Regions from separate parts of the Homo sapiens genome. Here all the other regions are linked to region 1. The links are chromatin contacts, found by Hi-C in ENCODE. All regions are on one chromosome and are shown on one strand. Each heading gives the region's core, a stretch centred on a gene start or an enhancer-like site at or near the end of the contact. The rest is flanking DNA. Distances are from core to core; before and after follow the strand shown. Region 1 holds the start of C2CD5 (C2 calcium dependent domain containing 5). Region 2 holds the start of STRAP (serine/threonine kinase receptor associated protein). Region 3 holds the start of ERGIC2 (ERGIC and golgi 2).

The links. A loop is a pair of places that touch in the nucleus more often than their neighbours do. Pooled maps may share reads with other maps.
Region 2: a loop to region 1 is called in a map of CD8-positive, alpha-beta T cell, with 8 times the contacts of the local background. The contact joins the promoter of STRAP here to the promoter of C2CD5 in region 1. A Hi-C loop is called at or near these places in 2 of 168 maps with a recorded cell type or tissue (CD8-positive, alpha-beta T cell and naive thymus-derived CD4-positive, alpha-beta T cell) and 7 of 50 pooled maps.
Region 3: a map of CD8-positive, alpha-beta T cell shows a loop between it and region 1 (17-fold over the local background). The contact joins the promoter of ERGIC2 here to the promoter of C2CD5 in region 1. A Hi-C loop is called at or near these places in 1 of 168 maps with a recorded cell type or tissue (CD8-positive, alpha-beta T cell), 1 of 37 single-sample maps with no recorded cell type and 8 of 50 pooled maps.

The regions. Positions count from the first base shown.
Region 1 is chr12:22,542,845-22,547,069 of GRCh38, reverse strand. C2CD5 (C2 calcium dependent domain containing 5) reads left to right here and starts at 2,528. Exons shown (of 27, transcript NM_001286176.2): 1 at 2,528-2,750; 2 at 2,891-3,009. The coding sequence starts at 2,920. RefSeq lists enhancers at 2,398-2,627, 3,768-4,225 and a silencer at 2,768-2,887.
Region 2 is chr12:15,880,974-15,885,689 of GRCh38, reverse strand. It overlaps STRAP (serine/threonine kinase receptor associated protein), which reads right to left and starts at 3,303. Exons shown (of 10, transcript NM_007178.4): 1 at 2,871-3,303; 2 at 2,014-2,149. The coding sequence starts at 2,982. It overlaps LOC102724146 (a long non-coding RNA gene), which reads left to right and starts at 3,392. Exons shown (of 6, transcript XR_007063230.1): 1 at 3,392-3,910; 2 at 4,491-4,583. RefSeq lists enhancers at 3,226-3,345, 3,656-3,885.
Region 3 is chr12:29,378,685-29,383,356 of GRCh38, reverse strand. It overlaps ERGIC2 (ERGIC and golgi 2), which reads left to right and starts at 2,185. Exons shown (of 14, transcript NM_016570.3): 1 at 2,185-2,242. RefSeq lists an enhancer at 2,453-2,622.

The DNA of each region.
Region 1 (4,225 bases), core at 1,279-3,778:
TCAACTGAAGTCAGGCTTAAATCTACTAAAAATAGTTTTCAGGAAGCATCTTAATTATAATCTCTTGTTGATGAAGCCTAAGGCAACAAGTACGTACAAGTACCTCAAAGTCTACTAATTAGGAGGCTGAGATTGCTAACCTCTAATTGTGCAATTTGCAACTTTTTACATTTTGGAACACAATGCATTATTTTCCATTAATATTGGTGCTAAACTTCAATTTTCTAATATTTTTTCTTTATACATTTCATATTTTAAAAAATGAGTTGGTAATACGGTAATACTTCGATTTCACCACAAAAACGACTTCAACTCTACCACCCAAAACAACAAAAAACACTGATCATGCCGGGCAAGATGGCTCATGCCTGTAATCCCACCACTTTGTGAGGTCAAGGCAGGAGGATGGCTTAAACCAGGATTGAGACCAGCCTGGGCAATACAGGGAGACTCCATCTCTTCAAAAAATTTAAAAAACTAGCGGTGCATGGTGGTATGTGCTTGTAGTCCCAGGAACTTGGGGGGCTGAGGTGGGAGGATCGCTTGGCCCAGAAGATTGAGGCTGTAGTGAGCTATGATCATGTCACTGCACTCCAGTGTGGGACACAGAGTGAGTCCCTGTCTCTAAATAAATAAATAAATAAAAAACGTTGATCACATAGTGTAGCCAACCTTCAGAATTCTGGCAAGGGTATTTTAAGGGCAGAGTCAGACTCCAGAAAAAGCTGCAGGTGGACCTAAGGAAATTCGCATGGGATCTATGACCCCTATTCCTTTGACATAGTTTGAATTGATAAAAGTTTCTCTAGTCCAAAAAGCAAGCGATTTTTTTAGATTTTTATTTTGAGGAAGTCGTTTTCTCTGTAGGAGTTCAATTTCTCACTTATGTGAACAATATTCCTGCCATAGAAGGAATTTTTGTCATGAAAAGATAATTCGGGATCACTACTGTTTGGAGTATTTACTCTATTGAGTATTTTCGAAGTTAAAAAGATCATACGGATATCTTCACTTAGGAATGAAATGTTACAATCTTTGAGCCGGCATGAACTCTGATTTTGTTGATACTGGGTATACTGTCAATGCTGATTTTGATATTTGGTAAGGACTGATTTATTTACATCTTGTGTGTGCCTCAATTTCCCTAATATGGTCTGAGCCTGTAGATAACACCTTACTTTATTTATAGTTGGGTCAATTCTTCAAGATGTTTAACGCTCTCCATGTTTATTTCTTGTGGTTGACTATACTTTCCATGGTAGGAAGTCCTGAACTTCTGCTACTACTGTAGGTCTTATCTTTAGGCTTGTGGATGCTTAATAAGAACACTGAGATGATCTAAGAGTGCAGGACATTTAATTAAAAAAAAATTTTTTTTAAGAGACAGAGTTTTGCTCTGTTGCCCAGGTTGGGGTGCAGTGGTGAGATGGCAGCTCACTGCAGCCTCAAACTCCTGGGCTCAAGCAATTCTCCCAGATTCTCCCACCTCAGCTTCCTAGGTAGCTGAGACCACAGACGAGCCACCGGCCCAGCTAATTTTTGCATTTCTTGTAAAGAAGGGGTCTTACTGTGTTGCCTCGTCTCCATGAGGCTGGTCTCGAACTCCTGGACTCAATCGATCCTCCCACCTCAGCCTCCCACAGTGCTGGGATTACAAATCTGAGCCACCACACCTACCAGCAGAAACTTTTTTTCAAGAGGAGACTTTGGATTTCAAGGTGACCTCCCCCACCCCGCCCACAGTAATATCTGTGACCCAGTGCACAACACAAGTGCCTATGACTGAATAAAATATTTCACTAAATATTTATTTCACTATTCGAGATGTGCCTGGTATCTCTATTTCTTTCTTTCTTTTTTTTCTTTTTTTGGAGACAGAGGAGTGATCTCGGCTCACTGCAACCTCCGCCTCGCAGGTTCAAGCGATTTTCCTGCCTCAGCCTCCTGAGTAGCTGGAATTAGAGGCGCTCGCCACGACGCCCAGCTAATTTTTGTATTTTTAGTAGAGACGGGGTTTCGCCATGTTGTCCAGGCTGGTCTTGAACTCCTGACCTCAGGTGATCCGCCCGCCTCGGCCACCCAAAGTGCTGGGATTACAGACGTGAGCCACTGTGCCTGGCCATCTAACTCTATTTCACAGAAAACTGGAACCACCACACGCACCTGTACCCCTTCCAAGTAGAAACCAGCTAATTTGGTTTTACGAATCACTAAAGGCCGACTGAAAACGCTCTTCTAGCAGTCTTCGCTGCTACTCCATCTATCACAGCCCATCCGAAAAGCGGCGGTAGCAGCTGGGAAGGCCGCGGCCGGAGGCTGTCACAGAGCAGCACTCGCGCTTCGGCCCGCAAGATGGAGCGTTTCCCTCCAGGGAAGCAGCGCCGCACCTATCCACAGCCCCCACTCGGTGGATGATGCAGGACTCGGCCCATTTCCCTGCCCTCCAGCTTTCTCAACGTCAGCCCCGCCCCCTTATCTTTCCTCGGCGAGTTTAGTTTCGCCCCGCCAAGTGGGCAGAGCGCCGAACGATCGATGCTTTCTTCCGCGCCCCGAGAGCCGCCATTTTTGAGAGCGGGGGAGGAGAGACAAGCAGGGGCGGCAGAGGCTCAACGGGATGCTGACTGGGTTTTGCTTTTCGTCCCAGCCTTGTGGGGCCGGGACGGAAGAACCCATCAAAGCCCTTCCTCCCGCCGCCTCTCCGGAATGAGGTCTCAGCACCCGCGCGGGACAGCACCCTTCCTCCTGCGACAGTGAGTGGCGACCCGTGGCGCGACTGCCGGGCGCCCGCGCGCGCCCCCGCGCGCTCCTTCGCTGTCAGTTACCCCGCGCGCCTCCGCCCCTCTCCCGCCGGCCCCGCGCTCGGCGCAGACTCGTTTGTTTGTTTCTGCAGGAGCCCAAGAAGAGGCCGAAACCGAGACCATGCCAGGGAAGCTGAAGGTGAAAATCGTGGCCGGGCGCCATTTGCCAGTGATGGACCGTGCTAGTGACCTGACTGATGCCTTCGTGGAGGTTGGTGCAGGGTCCTGCCCCTCAAAACACAGGGAGCGCCAAGCCCTGTGAAGGATCTACCCACCTCGCCCCCAGCCCCTCAGCCTATTCCCCCCTCGACTGCCCTCCCTTCGGCCGTGGTTGTCCAGCTCTCCCACGAGGGATGACCGCCGAGACCTCAGTGTGTGCGATGGGTGCACGGCTTGCAGGCGTCCGCGGCACAGTCCGCTGCGCGGGGAGGCTTGTACTGTTGTGCATGCGGGGGTGACCCTGATGTCAGGACTCATTAACAGGCCACCTGCCACTCAGGAGATCCCAAGGCGTGGCCGCGCAGCCACCGACACACTCACACACATACACACACACACACACAAATGCCGGAATGACTCTGATGTCAGGACTCATTAACAGGCCACCTGCCACTCAGGAGATCCCAAGGTGTGGCCCCGCAGCCACTGAAACACACACACACACAGGCACACACACACCCTTGGAAGGGGTGGCCAGAGTGCTGGACATCATGTTTAAGAAGGTGCATGAAGCCCTTTATGGGCACTTGGAGTCCCACAGTGCGAGGAAATCCACTCTCATGCCTAACATTTTGTGAATCTGCCATGCACGTTCTAAAACACAACTGCAACACTTCCTGCTCTTGTATAGGCTGGTAGGTCTGATGAGGTGTTTCAGGGTAATTTAGCGCCTTGAGGTAGGAAGTCATTTAATTGCCATGGACTTAAATTGCAAAATTGCTTTTTAAGTCTAATGATTAGTTTAAAAGTCATGCAAATTAGTAAAGGCCTACGGCCGGAAGGTAATAACCCAGAGTCTGAAAGAAGCCAAGTAAAGATTGTAATAAAAATTGGCGTGATGAGCCAGAGCATTAGAGCAGCAATCATTTGGGCTATTAGTGCTTAGAATTGATGGATAGATATATCATAATATATAGCTCGATTTCATCTCAATATTCCTGATGTTTCCTAAATGTTCTCTAACCGAATAATTACAGTTCACTGCCTCCCCTGCCCATTGTCATGGTGATTCTTAATCACTTCATTTGAGAAAGTTCTTGAGTGCTCTTGTGCCAGATGTTAGGTGATAGGAATCCACAAATAACTAAAACATAGTGTTTGCTTTCCGGTAGTTCAGACATTGACCCACACAGCCTATTTAATAACTAATAGGTAACGTGTTGAATTTAATAATTGCCAGATCTGTACTAAGTACTTTTAAATTCTTA
Region 2 (4,716 bases), core at 2,054-4,553, 6.7 Mb after region 1:
TTGAGACTTGAAATGTTAAGAAAGCATAAAAACAACACTGTTTCAATAAACAAGAGCATACAGTCACGTATCTGCCACCACAGTCAATCAGCCTTCATTTTTTCATTCTAAAATTGGTATGTTTAATGTACTTAAAATGAAGGAGGCAGCAGATTTACAATTGCTCCTTAGTGTGAGGTTGTTAAAAAAAAAAAAAAAAAAGGCCAGGCACGGTGGCTCACACCTGTAATCCCAGCACTTTGGGAGGCCAAGGCGGGCAGATCACTTGAGGTCAGGAGTTCGAGACCGGCCTGGCCAACATGGCGAAACCCCGTCTCTACTAAATATACAAAAATTAGCCAGGCGTGGTGGCGTGCACCTGTAGTCCCAGCCTCTCAGGAAGCTGAGGTGGGAGAATCACTTGAACCCGGGAGGTGGAGGTTGCAGTGAGCCGAGACTGTGCCACCGCACTCCAGCCTTGGGGACATAGCAAGACTCTGTCTTTAAAAAAAAAAAAAAAAAAAAAAAAACACCACTTGTACTCTCTAGCCTCTTAAGTCTAATAAATCTGTGTATGCACAACAGTTCTTGATATTGCCTTCATCAGTTTAAACAATGAAGTGTCAAATTCCTAAGTTACAAATACCAAGTAGGAACTGGAGATAACAAGATTTATAAAATATGATACATTCCCAAAAAGGCAACGAGGGCCACTGCAAGTCAGTTTAATAACATAATTAACCGCCAAAAGTCAGAACAGGTAAGGTATATTCTGGCAACAATAAGATTAGTATAATTAGATTGTAGGTTTATGGTGTGCAATGGCAGAGGATGATGCTGATGAACTAGGATGAAGCAAACTGTAAAGGGCCAACAATTGAAATGTGTCCTTTAGGTCAGCAATTCTATGACTGCACATCAGGAAAGAAAAGGAAGAAAGAAAAATAAAAAAACACCAATAATCAGTATGACCAGTACTCCATCCCCAGACCAATCAAACCAGAATTTCTGTACCAGGCACAGTAGTTCACCCCCGTAACCCCAGCTCTTTGAGAGGCTGAGGCATGGAGGCCAAGAGTTTAAGACAGCCTGGACAACATAGCTAGATACTGTCTGTATAGTAAAAAGTATTAAAAAATATTTTTAAATGTAGTAAAAAGTATAAAATATAAATATATAGTAAAAAAGTAAAAAAAAAAAAAAGTTTTAAAAATCCGAATTTCTGGGACTCATACCATTTGAATATTTGAAAAGCTCTCCAGATATTCTAATGTACATCAAAGGTCATGAACTACTAAAATGGCAAAGGGAAGACAGGAAGATCATTAGTAGAGAAGTGACATGATCAAGTATGTTTTTAGGAAGACAACTGGCAACAATATGGAAAATGAATAGGAGGAAAAGAAACTACTGAAAGTTAAAAATGATCCTGAACTAAGGCAGCCACAGTTACTACATGAAGGAACATTGGAGTCAGGAGACATCCCGCTGGCAGAATCAAAAAAGATGATGATAATCTAGATATAAGGGAAAATCAAGAATGCTTTAGATTTCAACCTTTAAAAACTTAGGAAATGACGAGCAGCTGAGTTTTGTTTTTTTGTTGTTTTTTTGTTTGTTTGTTTTTGACACAATGAGTTTTAATGATGCCTAAAGCCAGTTAACAAAAACCGGGATTGAAATAAAAACCTAGGGCCATCAATGTAGGATATCACTAAGGAGTACACACAGAGCAGCATTCGTAAAGGAGATCAACATTCATTATCTGGTGCGTTTGTTAATGCAGATTCCTGAGTCTCAATCAAAATATACGGAATAAGTCATTTAGGCCTCTGAAAATTTTGAGAACCACTGAAGACAAAGAAGCACACAGGACCACGATGGACCACGATGGAATTTTGGTGGGATCAAACATGCGTTCTGTATGGCAGCCAGTGAGTCAGAATTTTATGAATATCTGACACTGAAGTTTTTGATTATTTCAGGACACAAGCTACAGAGAACACCAAAGTTAGCCATCTTGGCTACACTTACGCTGTGAAATCTGCAGCTGCTGTAGCTGCTTTGGTGGCATCCTTATTCAGTGTTGCACCCCAAACAGCACCTTTATGACCCAAAAATGTTCCAATCCAGTCTCCTGTATCTCCCTGGCGTAGCATAGGTTTACCATCTAGAAAATATTTTTTAAAACATGTAATTTATAAGTTCAGATTACTTAAAGTCTAAGATTCAAATGTAAATATACAATGATGTTCAATGACAAAGTGGAAAAATTGTTTCAGCTATTTAACTACCACCACCCACTGAAGGCACTAAGGAATGTGCAGTAATAAATTAACTGAAGAGCTGAACAGATCATTCTCTCTGAAAAGCATCTGTAATTGGCTGGGAATACTGATCTGCGTCAAAACAATCTAGATTTTAGTCTTATTTTGGACAGACATCTTAGCCTGAATCTCAGTTTCCCATTTGAAAAATGAGGCTAATACCACAAAGGAATATCCAGTGAGACAAGAGCGAACGTCTTTGTAAGGTATTGCACGGCCTGGCCTAATTTCTCCTTTCCCCAAATCCTTGAAAGCTATTTACCGTGTTGTCCCGAGAGTCTAGGCAAATGCTGACCAGCTCCTTCAAAAATAGCAATAAAAATAAAATAAGGAGAGAGGTCTTAGTTGGAGGTAATAGTTTCTACAAAAGCGTCCTCTCGGCTCCAGCTGCGGATTCCCTAACACACTCCTTTCTCCACCGGACCAGTGTTGGCTCTCATCTCAGATGTTAATATCGCCCCCTCCCCCCTCACCACACCACCGCTTCGGCACTGGAGCGTGCGGGTCCCGATCCCTTTCAGCCCAGTCCCAGCCGTCGAGGACCAGGATTGCGGCCTTGCTCACCTTTGCAAGCGCTGATTAAGAAATACCCATAAGGCGTGATGCCACTGAAGGCCAAATCAACCACGGGTCGCGTGTGGCCAGAGCAGGTGAGCGGCGTCTGTCTCATTGCCATGGCGGCGGCGAAGCCAGCGACCGGACTGGCGAGCTGAGGGTCGTCGTTGTCTTTTCTCTCTTCTGCTGCAGTGCCTCGGGCTGCTCCAGGCCCCCGCCCTGACACTAGGGCTGGGCTGGGCAACAGGAAAAGAAGGGCAATCCGGTGGCACCGAGGTTAGGGAGGGGTGAGGGAGGGGTCAGGGAGTCTGCGACCAGCAAGCAACAGTCGACGAGGGAGGGAAAGGGAGGGAGGGAGGAAAGTAGGGGATGGGGAGAAGCGGAGAACCGGGCCAGCCACGATTCACAGCGTCCACACCGGCATCGGCAGGAAGTGACGACGTAAATGACGCAGAGCACCCGCCGGAAATGACGATTGGCGGGAGGGCGGGCTCGCCGGGTAGAAGTGACTTGAAGAAAGAGCGAGAAGTATAGAAGGGCGCAGGCGCTAGTTCAGTGCTCGTGAGGTAACTGGCGCTGGCCCACGCCGACTAAGGGAGACGCTCTAGGCACCGGGATGGGGTCCCTGTCCCCGAGCTCTAGCGGGTCAGAACGCCTTCCTGGTCCGCGGCCGAGTTGAAAGTTGTTCCCACTCCCATAAGTCCAAGGACCAGCGTCAGCTGTGTACCTGCCGAGCAGCCCTACTGAGGACTGTGCTCGGCCTCTGAATATCTAGACGGACACGAGCCATACCCAGTGACGGCCCAAACCAGCGAACGCTGTCTGGCAACGTTTTTTGCAATTTGTCTTATTTAAAAACCATATACGGGCTTGGAGTGGTGGTGCCTGTGGTCCCACCTACTTGGAAGGCTGAGGTGGGAGGATAACTCGAGCCCGAGAGGTCGACACCGCAGTAAGCGGTGCTCGCGCCACCGCACTCCAGCCTGGGCAACAGAGCGAGACCATGTATTAAAAAAAAAAAAAAAATCCCCAGTCATTTCTTCCGCTGTGTAAGTTTTCCTATGTTGCTAATGTTTTAGGAGTGGATACTATATAGTTTTAAATGCGATTAAATTCAAGTTACTTTTTCCTTGGTGGACTTCGGAGAACTCTAGAGTCGTAGATCCCCAATTTTTTTGATGAAATACTCTCATCCGTAAAGTGAGCCTTCACTCATTTTATAAGCGAATGAATGCTGAATTCTATCAAAAACTTTTACACCTTTTGATATGATGTATATATGAGTGATGATTTGCAAATTACATAGATGTGCATTATAATACATGGACAAAAATAGAAATATTAAAATAATATTTAAATATAAACAAACTCTGATATTGTCTGCAGCAGGCAGCCCACTGTGGCTCTGTGAAACCACCAGAGCTGTTAATTGTTGATACTGTTTCCTAACCAGGAGAGGGCTTTTCTCTGGGCAAGTTGTATCTTTATTGATAGAATGTAAACCCAATACAACAGAGATTTTTGTGTTTTCTTTGCTACTTTATCCCCAAGGTCAAAACGTCTGGGCACATAGCAATAAATATGTAATCAACATAAATGTCTGTGAATGTTTTCTTCATCTTTTTGCAGCAAACACCGTCTACAAGATTCGAGTCAAACAACGTGAGAACTTGAAATACGTCTCCATTCTTTTTCCTTAGTACTCTCGTTCATTCACTTACGGTAAAGCACTTACTATATATGTTTTTCATTTTATCTTGTTCGACTCCTCCTTTGTGCCATCCTCTCCCTTTTGTCTCACACATACGCACCACTCACACATTTATGAACTCCTTAATGGCAATGGTTATGGCTT
Region 3 (4,672 bases), core at 936-3,435, 6.8 Mb before region 1:
AAGAGTTTGGAGATACCTGGTATCTTAGTCAAGTAAATGACAGAATGACAGCCGAAGAAAGGGACAAATTCCCGACTGGTCAGCAAGCCATCCCCAGTATGGATCCCCACTGGGACCTTGACTCAGATCATGGGGACTGAAGTCATAAACATCTGTTGACCTGTGTTCTAGAAGGACTAAGGAGAATTAGAAAAAAGCCCATGAATTATTCAATCGAACTAGAGAAAGAAAAAAATGGCACAAAAACACCTTTTGATCATCTTTACTAAATACAGGTTGTTATGGAACAATTATTAATCTCAGTCTAAAACCTATCTTATGCGGGTAATACATAATGGACTTTTTAAAGCAAATTGTTTTTCAGACATAACGCCACTGATAACACAAGATTAAGTATCTATCTCTTTTTAAAGATGATCCTGATAGGTACATAGATGTCCTACAGGGTCTAGGGCAAACCTTTGACCTCGCTTGCAGAGATGTCGTGCTACTGTTAGATCAAACCCTGGCCTTTAATGAAAAGAATGCGGCTTTAGCTGCAGCCCGAGAGTTTCAATCTTCAGGGGAAATTAAGTTCCCTCTTCACTGGGTAGATTAGAAAATGGTGAGTTGTTTTCTAAATAAGAAGGATCAAATTAGTCAGTTTTGCTACACTGGGAAATCCAACTCTCATGGGATAGTTGTTACCCTGAAAGTAGGTTATCCAGGAGATGAGGGATCAGATGTAACTAAGTGAACAACAGCCAGCCTCCATCCAAGCAAGAGCCCATATTCACAAAGAAGGAAGAGTTGCTGATGCCTTTACGGCAAAGATTAAAAAAAGGCATTTTAGATGTATATTAATTTACTTAATCCTCGTAACAACTCTGAGATATTATCATGCCCATTTTACAGATGAGCAAATGGAGACACAAAGAGATGAAATAATGTGGTCAAGGTTACATGCTAGTAAGTTGCTGATCTGGAATTCTAACCCAGGAAGTCCTGTCTCCAGTGTCTATGATTTCACCCACTACACTATACTTCTTAAGCATGTCAAGAAAGTGAGAACTTTAAATTGATTTAATTAGACTAACTCTGAAAGTCTGAAAATAAAATTGATTCATTGGAAACTTTTCATCAGTCCTTATTTTGGGGGATATTCAATTTAGTGAAATTTAGTATTTCAGTAAAGGTTAATTCACTACATAAAACAATGTGATTTTTTTCCTTTGAGGCACAGTTTAGTATTGTGATCAAGATTTCCCTGACTCTCCCAGCGGTCTGAATTTGGGTAAATCACTTCACTACCCCTTGACTCAAATTCCGTATTTATAAAACAGGTAAATACTGGTATTATCTTCTAAGAGTGTTGTGAGGATACGCAGATTTTTTAAAAAAGCAGTTAAAGCCTTTAAACAGTAATTATAAGCAGTTGTCATAATTATGCCGTTGTTAGACTTCTAGGTCAATGAATCAGAAAATTTAAATCTCAATGTTTGATTATAAAATCTGGTAACAGATGGGTGAAAAGGAACCTGGAATGGGTTTACTCTCCAGGAGTTCACATTTAACTTTTCTTTCCGAAGTTCCGTCTATTAACTCCTGTTCTATGAAGTGGTAGAAAAAGATGAGGTATTAATTTTCTTTCTTAACAAATATTTGAAGGCATAGTTGGTGTTGGCGAAGGGAGATGAGGAAGACATATGTGCTTTCTTATGATATTAAAACCTGGAAGACAATAAAAACGCTGATCAAATAATAAAAAGCGTTACCTATGGCGGAAAAGGAAGCTCAAATGTTCTTGTCAGGGGAAAACGACACAAAAACTGAAAGAGGGAAACAAAACAATTGCACAGGTGATATGCATTAGGGTTGTTAGGGATAATTTCTGCGCCCAAGGCTCTTATTAGTAATGAAATACGGTGTGAGGAGCTGAGATTCGTTCTGCAGTCTCAGTGTTAGTCGGAAAGTAACCCCTCCCTTCCCATAGAAACAGAACCGGACTGGCGGCGCGATTACACCTAAAACAAGTTGCAACCTCATTTCCCTGTAGGCACGCCTCTTTTATCTTAACCACGCCTCTTCATTCCCTAAGCACGTCGTAAGCAAAGGGAATATCGCGAGATCTGTACATTGTCTCTTTTCTGACGTTTTCAGCTGTGATAGTCGCTTTTGTTCTCGCGATATTTCCGGGTACGCGGGAGCCCCGGCGACCCGGGCTTCTGTGAAACATGGCGGTAGGCTGGGACCATAACACAAGGTAAAATACTGAAACACCGCTGGGTGCTGTTCCCTCGGTTGTTCCAGGGCTGTTTAGGGCGTAAATGCAATTGAGGGAACTGGGAGCCTGTCATGGGCTTGGCTTCCTGTCTTCATTGATCTCTAGAGAGCCGGTCGGACGGAGAAGCCGCTCCACCTCCCACGGGGGCGTTACTGGCAGGACCCTAGGCAACGATGCTACTGGGAGCTTCCCTTTGCCAGGTCCGGGTGCTTGTGTGCTATCCTGCAACTCGAAGGAGTTCAGGTGCTTCCTCGATCGCACCTGATTCTGACCCTTTGCTTGTCACAGTGCCCGGTTCCCAGGTGGTTTCTCCAGTCCGCAGGCGAGTAGGATCCCAATCGGTCGAGTCCCAGTCCTCCCGGATGTCAGACTCCCTACCCCCATTCAGACAAATGCCACATTCGTGGCAGCACGTTGCCCTCTGTCTCTTTAAGAGTCTTGGCCTTGCCCGGAAGGAGTTTCGCACAGTGCTTCGGAAAATGAGAAGGGGGCGGGGGAGGGCGAGATGCTGAGAGACAGGTTCGACTGTCACTACTTTTCCTCGGCGCAGGAAACCTTCCGAAGGCAACGTGTCAACTCGTGGTGGAGAATAGCCTTGTTTATCTGTAGTATATAGAGTTGACAGGTCATTGTTTGAGAAAACACGTTTAAATAACTTTTATATTTTAGTGCCCCCGAGACTTAAAGACAAAGTGGCATAATAGCTGTTAAAATGTTGCCAGACTGGTTTTCAGAAGCAATGAAAGTTACAGTTAAAAACAGGATTTATTCATTTGAAGTTGTAATTCAGTATTTCAGTTAATTGCCTAGCCTGATACATTGGACTCCAGTATACAGCAATTATAAAGAATGAGCCTGGCTTGTTCACTGAAAAAAGACATGGTTATTTACCTAATTTGTTTGTTGATATCTTTAAGTTGTTGTAATTATGCCAGTTCTAGTGGAAAACATGAGGAAAAAAATTCTGATTTTTTGGGAGGGTGGGGGTTGGCGGTGCAGGGATGGATAGAGAGAGGAGGATTTTTTTTTTTTTTTTAAATGATGGTGAACTTTAGTATACAGTTGCGTGTTATAATGGCTTCCTGGTACAAATCATAAAAATATATCAAGTTTGAAAGATCTCTCAAAGGAAATCAGGCCTAGTCTGGAACAACGAGAGTTAGGGAAACAACAACAACCACCCACACATTTTCTTTCTTTGGGGATTGATGATTTAAGTGAAAGAAATGGCTATTTTTTTTTTCTTTACCAGAAGTTACTTTTAGGCAGTCAGTGCCTGCTAAAAATCCTATTTAATAGTTTCCCAATATTTATTGTAATTCTGCCTCTTAATGTCATAGTGGTCAAATTATTTAACCTCTCTGTGCCTTAGTTCCTTCATCGGCCAAATGAAATAATGATACTTAACTCATAGGAAGGTTGTGAGGATTGAATGTGTTGAAACATACAAAGCATTTAGAACAATACCTGGCACACAGTAAACACTCAATGCATGTTAGCTCTTGTTATTTTTTATTTTCATTTTCTAACATCTGTAGTTACAAATGTTGCCTTGTTACTTAGTCAAAATGTAGACTGAAGAAGATATTGTTTAAAATAATATCTTTCTGAACTCCAGATTGATTAAACACTCTGATTGGTGTGGTTAATGTGTCCTTAAACTCCCATTATCCAGTTGCTTGTTTTCTTAAATTATTATCCTCTTTTAATGACTAAAGCATAAGTTCTTCCTTTCTATTGCTCTATATAGTCACGTTGTAGTGTGGCTCAGATCTACCCTCTGAGTGCCTTATTAACCCCCATACTCTTTGCTTTTGAGAACATTCATTCTATTGTAAATATATTTCATGTGTCCCTGACCTTTTCCTTAATACTTTTTAACTTTAATTTTCTATACTTTTATTGAGAGCTACTATAGTCTAGTTGTTCTTTGAGGAGGATTATACTTGTCCTTGCTTCACATTGCTACTAGGCACTTTTAAGGTTATTCTGTTATCACTCTATAGTCTCTCTTAACTTTTAGTCTTATCAGTTTATGCCATCCTAACTTCAGGAGATTGTCAACTAACCTCACATACTCTCCCACTTTCCTCAAAGACTTTAACAACTAAATCTCAAATATCCTACAAATCTTTGCTTTTTTTCAGAGAATTAGAAATAGATATTACATGCCTCATTTTTATCTTAACACTGTGAGGTAGCCATTATGTCCTGCTGCCCATCTTTTAAAATAAAATTATGGAGAGAGGATTCTAAGAAGTTGAGTATCTTTCCACACTTGTCACACAACTAGTAAGTGCCTAGGTAATCAGGGTTTTCTGATTATAAACTCACATTTATATTGTCTTCCTTGGCTTCCAAGTAAACCTTTCTGTCACTTAGAATGTCATTAGGTTTATTTGAATTATG